Linked DNA regions of Homo sapiens: region 1 is linked to region 2. A link is a contact called in ENCODE Hi-C or POLR2A ChIA-PET data. All regions are on one chromosome and are shown on one strand. The core of a region is the stretch at or near the end of the contact, and the rest is flanking DNA. Distances in the headings are between cores, read along the strand shown.

Region 1 (3,022 bases), core at 262-2,761, 180 kb before region 2:
CTGTGTGTGTTGCCCCCTTTCCTAGGCCTTGGGCAGTTTAGCTGCTGGGGTTAGGAATCAGCTGGCTTGTGGTATGTGTATGGTTATGGGGCAAGTAGGAGATGATTCCTGTTAAGCGCTGAGCAGGCTTCTGTCTCCTGCTCTTCTTTTCATCCCTGTCCCATACCGTTTTGCTAAGATTCTTCAGATTTCAAATGAACCTTGTTGTCTTTGGCATTTTCGATAGGTGTTTGTGGCTATACTCCTTCTCCTTCAAAGACAGAAGGTGTTTATCGTCTCCTGTGCTTTAGGTCCCAAGGTGAGTTGGCTGCCAGAGAAGAGCCTCCCTCTAGAAGGACAGTGGGAGAACTGAAAAACACTCACCAATCTTGGAGCTACAAGAGTGGAGTTAGACTTAGTTCCACAATTAACCAGCAGGCTCCAATGCAGAGCCTGGACCAGGTTATTTCTAAGGGCCTTTCCTGCTTGAAAAAAAATCCATGAGATAAAAATTTTCCAGCCCAGGGTAGAATTTCCAAGAGTGAACACAGTTTGCAAAACTTTCTACTTTTCTCCAAGCCTCTCTTGCCCTGTAGCACTGGAAGAACTGGCTCCGTCCCTAATAGCCTCAGTTCAAAGGGACCAGAAGAGACTAGGGTAGTTGGGGACAAATGTGGGGTTCATAACGTACTAGGGGTATCTCGTCTGATGAAGTGGTTGGGTATGGATGTCAGAAGAATCTCACTTGGTGATGATCCTCAGGAACTATGTAAAGGAATTTTAGATTGCCCTGGCTGATGGCAGGAAGCCCCACCCAGGGCTAGCCCTAGCTGGTCAGAATTGCCAAGCAGTCAGTGTTTTTATTTTATGCCATCTCCTAATCATTTCAGTGGCCGCCAAGCTCCTAGAAGCTTGACAGCCACAAAGATGATCCTAATTCAACCCTTTCCAAGTGAGGACACTCAGTCCTGGTCAGGAAAAAGGCTTGGTCAGTGTCATATAGTAGCGGTAGTAGCAGAGACTAAAACTCACTTCTCTTGATTGATTCTGTTGCTCTTTTCGTTACTTGATACTATCATCTTTGCTGTTCTCTAGAGCCACTACACACACCCTGCATTTTGTGTTGCTGGGAAAAGCCTCCAATCAAAGACCTCCTGATCCTTTTCTCTTAAGGTCAGCATTCCAGTGTCTAGCACAGTGCTTAGCACATGGTAAGCCTCCATCCAATATTGGTTGAATGGTGAATGAGTGAGTGAACTCACAGAGTCTATTCCTAACCCTATCTTCTTAGAATCAATTCTATACTTACACTGCAGTTTACCTGATTAAATTCATGCCAAATCGTTAAGGGTTGCCAACAGGATCTGTTTTAATGGTCCCAGATAACTCTTGCATTTTAACCAGAGTTTTCTGTAAATAGCGTCTTTGGAAAAAGCAGTGGTTGCAGTAGTAAGACATACAGGCACTGTGACGAGCTCTTGGGGTTGACTATGCCTCTCACTCCATGTCCTACCACAAGACTCTTTTCTCCTGTGGGCTTAACCCCTGCATTGGGTACCACCAGAGGGCAGTAGCTCCGCCAGGATCTGGGTGGGGCTATGTAAAAAAGTTCTGGAGGCTCTGAGGTCAGACCTAGGATACAGTAGAGACAGATGTTTCTTTCAGCTGCCCTGGGTGTGCCATGAGTATTTCTGGATCCATTGATGAGGCAGCTGTAACACTCTTTTCTCACTTTGTTTCCCCCAAAATGCTGAGTGAATGGCCCTGTGGGGTTGGTTGGAGCTGAAGGGGCCCAGCTAGAGTGGAGGGACTTGTTTTTCCATGTTCATTGTCCTCTCTTTAGCTGGTCTTTCTGAATGTCAGTGATCCTTGCCATCAATGTGACGTGCCTGGTTCTCAAAGGAGCAGGAGGAACTATAAGGAGCCCTTCTTTAAAACAACCACTATCAGGGCCTCAACTGTCCTACTGATGCTCAGATCCAGTCCTGACCTCTCACCTAAACTCACTGTCGGCTGCTTCTTCACTGGTCCTCCTGCCTCTTGACTCTCTTCATCTCAGATTCATTCTGCAAATCATTCAGCAGCCTGACTAATCATCCTAAACTCCCGGAGTTCGGGAATTGTCTCTTGTTTACTGCTGTAGCCTCAGCTCCTAAAACAGTGCTTGATGCCTGGGTAGTGCTGAATACATTTGATGAAGGCAATATTGAATGTATTTCCTCTAGATCCAGTAGCATTATTAATTTGTATGGTTTTATTAAGAATTGTTTCATTCATTTATTCAAGGAACATTTTTGTCTCTCGCCACATGCTAATCCCTGAATGTGGTTGGTAGATAATATACCAGAGATAAGTGATCTTACAGGGCTTACAATCTAGTTTATGCTGAGAAAGGAAGTTGAATCTTTCCTGGATTCACTTCCACACGAAACAGACGAACGAGAAAGATATGAGTTCACTTGCTTTTTTGTTTTGTGTTCACTGCAGGCTTCTTCCAGGAGTTATCCCAGGGCAGGGCTGAGTGTAATGGGAGGATGAGGCAGGAGAGTAGGTGAGCCCCAAGGTCCTGAGAGAAGCTTCAGAGACTTCCAGGCTCTCATCTCCAAGTGGGGGATTGGGTTGAGTTTATAACCTCCTTTCCAATGCAGTATCACAGAGTAGTTGAGAGTGCTCACATACTGAAGCCAGTTTGGACTCAAATCCTGCCCTAGCCATGTGACCTTGGGCAAGGTCTCTATGCCTGTTTCCTTTCTATGCCTCAGTTTTCTCTCCGTAAAATAGACATAACTGTAATACCCACCTTACATCGCTTGTAGCATTGTGAGGGATAAATGAGTTATCACATGTGAGGTTCTTTAAACAATGCCTGAGAGTGAAATAGATGTTTGCCACTACTAATTTACTTACTGTTAGGCATTTTCATCTGTTAATATGAAAAGGAAAAAGGAAAGGTGGTTTTGCATAGTTGTGATGGAAAAACTGAGGCTCAGAGTGATTAATCTTTCAGACTCACCAGGTGGGGAAACAGGGCTGTTGGGGCCCA
Region 2 (2,700 bases), core at 145-2,644:
TTTTTTTTTTTTTTTTTGATATGGAGTTTTGCTGTTTTGCCCAGGCTGGAGTGGAGTGGCGCGATCCTCGCTCACTGCAACCTCCGCCTTCCGGTTTCAAGCGATTCTCCGGCCTCAGCCTTCCGAGTAGCCGGGATTTACAGGCACCCGCCACCACCCCTGGCTAATTTTTGTATTTTTAGTAAAGACGGGGTTTCACCATGTTGGCCAGGTTGGTCTCTATCTCTTAACCTCAGGTGATCCACGCACCTCAACCTCCCAAAGTGTTGGGATTACAGGCGTGAGCCACCGCGCCCAACCAGGGTATTCATTCTTACCCAAGACATTCTACAGGGCTGACAGGGGTAAAGCTTCCGGTTTGAGATGGAGACTGAAGGGACCATGATTGTGTAACCACATCCCAAATTGGGAGGAGAGAAGTGTCATGAATTCCTAGAACTGACGGGATTTCAGGAAACCTCAAGAGTGACAGCATCGGAAAATGCAAGAGGTTTTAAAAAAAAAAGAGTGGAAGTTTTGGACAAATAAATGTGAGTTGTGTCTTATACAATCAACAAGTAACTGGTTTGGGAAACTCAATATCCCTAAATAAGGGAGCAGACCACCCCTCATATTGTCTTATGCCCAATTTCTGCCTCAAAGAAAATGTAGGAGTTAAAAGAAAGACAGAAGTGAAATCAGTAGTCAGACAGCCCGGCGATGCATTCCAGGCCTGGTAATTAAAGATCGACCCCTCCTGACCTAACCGGTTATATTATCTATAGATTCCAGACATTGTATGGAAAAGCATTGTGAAAATCCCTGTCCTGTTCTGTTCCGTTCTGATTACCGGTGCACCGGTAATCAGTCACGTACCCCCTGCTTGCTCAATCAATCACGACCCTCTCACGCGGACCCCCTTAGAGTTGTAAGCTCTTAAAAGGGACAGGAATTGCTCACTCGGGGAGCTCCGTTTTTGAGAAGTGAGTCAGCTGACGCTCCCGGCCGAATAAAGCTCCTTCCTTCTTTAACCCGGTGTCTGAGGAGTTTTGTCTGCGGCTTGTCCTGCTAGGTAATAATGGTAAAGGCTGAACATTTCTCATGCTTACCCTGCCTTCATACTTAATAAGGTTGTTGAAAAAAATGAATGAGAGAATGCATTTTAAATGCTCCGTACAGTACTAGTACACAATAAGTGCTCAATACATGCTAGCTGTTATTATTAAAACATTAATTAATAACAGTAGTAACAACAGCCACTGACTTTAAGACACGTTGATCAGTGTTGCCGAAACCGTACATCCGAAGTTGCTCTTCGGCCGCGTTTCGCTGCCCATTGCATTCAGGGGCTTGTAGTCCGGAAGTGAGAGGCTGATTTCTCAGCGCGCAGGCGCAGTGGCGCGGATTCCCGGAAGAACCCGCAGCAGCTCCCAGGATGAACTGGTTGCAGTGGCTGCTGCTGCTGCGGGGGCGCTGAGAGGACACGAGCTCTATGCCTTTCCGGCTGCTCATCCCGCTCGGCCTCCTGTGCGCGCTGCTGCCTCAGCACCATGGTGCGCCAGGTCCCGACGGCTCCGCGCCAGATCCCGCCCACTACAGGTGAACTGTGACCCGCCCTTTCGCAGTTGGGGAATGGGAAGCGTGAACCCGGTCCTTTCCCTTTCCGTCCATCCCAGACCCCGACTTGCTCCGACACAGCCGCTAGGTCCCAGGGAGAAATCAGCTAGTGATTCCCACTTTCCGCCCTGTATCTTGTTCTTCCCCCGCTTGTTTTTGTGTTCTTGCCCCATGCCTGATTTCTCGTCCCCCACCCAGGGAGCGAGTCAAGGCCATGTTCTACCACGCCTACGACAGCTACCTGGAGAATGCCTTTCCCTTCGATGAGCTGCGACCTCTCACCTGTGACGGGCACGACACCTGGGGCAGGTAGTGCGAGCGGAGGGGCAAGGGGCGGCCAGGGTCTGACTCTCTGGGCCTCGGCGGGCGGGTCAGCTGGGGCTGGTGGCTTCATGGTCTCCTCACCGGCACCAGAAAGCTCCCAGCTGAGCTAGAGCCGCGCTCCCCGCAATTCTTACTATCACCTCCAGGATCCACTTAGCCTCTCGCAGTGAAAAAAAAAGTCCTGGATTAGCCGGGTGGGCTGGATCGCTGAGCTCAGCCCCAGCAGTAACAGGCATCAGCTGTGGGGACATAGGCAATTTCTGGAGTAACGAGATACCGTGGAAGGGCTCCAAGAATTAGAAAACCCACCCCTTTCATTATGTAGGTGGGCATTCAGATCCAGGAAGGAGTGTGACACTCCTAAAACTTAAGTCTTTGTAGTTGGTGTGCCCCGTGCCTGAAATACACTCCCCATTTTCCTCCCATCACTGGCTGCTGCTTGTCATTCAGATCTCAGCTCAGTATCTTAATACCCCTACGAGTTAGGTGCCATTATCCCTGTTTTACACACGAATGTGCTAAGGTCGGGAGAAATTAAACTCAAAACTTGTGATGGTTTTTATTTTTTTAAGTTGAAACAAAGTAAATACAAATGGCAAATTCAAGTGGTAAAAGATTATATACAATAAATATCTCCCATACCCTAGAATTCCAACTATTAACTTTCCTTTGTATCTGTCCAGAAATATTCTTGGTTTATACCATTATATATATAGATGTGTGTATGTGTATCTTTTTAAAATGAACTTCTTAAAGGCATAATTTACATATAATAAAATA

The links. Hi-C counts contacts between places; a loop is a spot of excess contacts on that map. ChIA-PET counts read pairs that join two places held with the same protein, here RNA polymerase II (POLR2A). Pooled maps may share reads with other maps.
Region 1: a loop to region 2 is called in a map of GM12878, with 22 times the contacts of the local background. The contact joins the enhancer-like site here to the promoter of EDEM2 in region 2. A Hi-C loop is called at or near these places in 1 of 168 maps with a recorded cell type or tissue (GM12878), 1 of 37 single-sample maps with no recorded cell type and 6 of 50 pooled maps. POLR2A ChIA-PET finds 5 or more read pairs at or near these places in 4 of 52 experiments (CD4-positive, alpha-beta T cell, WTC11, activated CD4-positive, alpha-beta T cell and 1 more).

What each region holds. Positions count from the first base shown.
Region 1 is chr20:35,328,253-35,331,274 of GRCh38, reverse strand. The region is part of intron 7 of UQCC1 (ubiquinol-cytochrome c reductase complex assembly factor 1); the gene reads left to right. Among named protein-coding and RNA genes, the nearest start is that of FAM83C, 37 kb to the right of the region's middle. Within about 2 kb of position 1,511, at least 3 of the 41 ENCODE cell types and tissues checked have a DNase peak (open chromatin) inside an H3K27ac peak, as active enhancers do.
Region 2 is chr20:35,146,030-35,148,729 of GRCh38, reverse strand. EDEM2 (ER degradation enhancing alpha-mannosidase like protein 2) reads left to right here and starts at 1,394. Exons shown (of 11, transcript NM_018217.3): 1 at 1,394-1,578; 2 at 1,795-1,905. The coding sequence starts at 1,472. It overlaps MMP24-AS1-EDEM2 (MMP24-AS1-EDEM2 readthrough), which reads left to right. Exons shown (of 15, transcript NM_001355008.2): 6 at 1,795-1,905. The coding sequence starts at 1,811. RefSeq lists enhancers at 1,231-1,360, 1,609-2,212.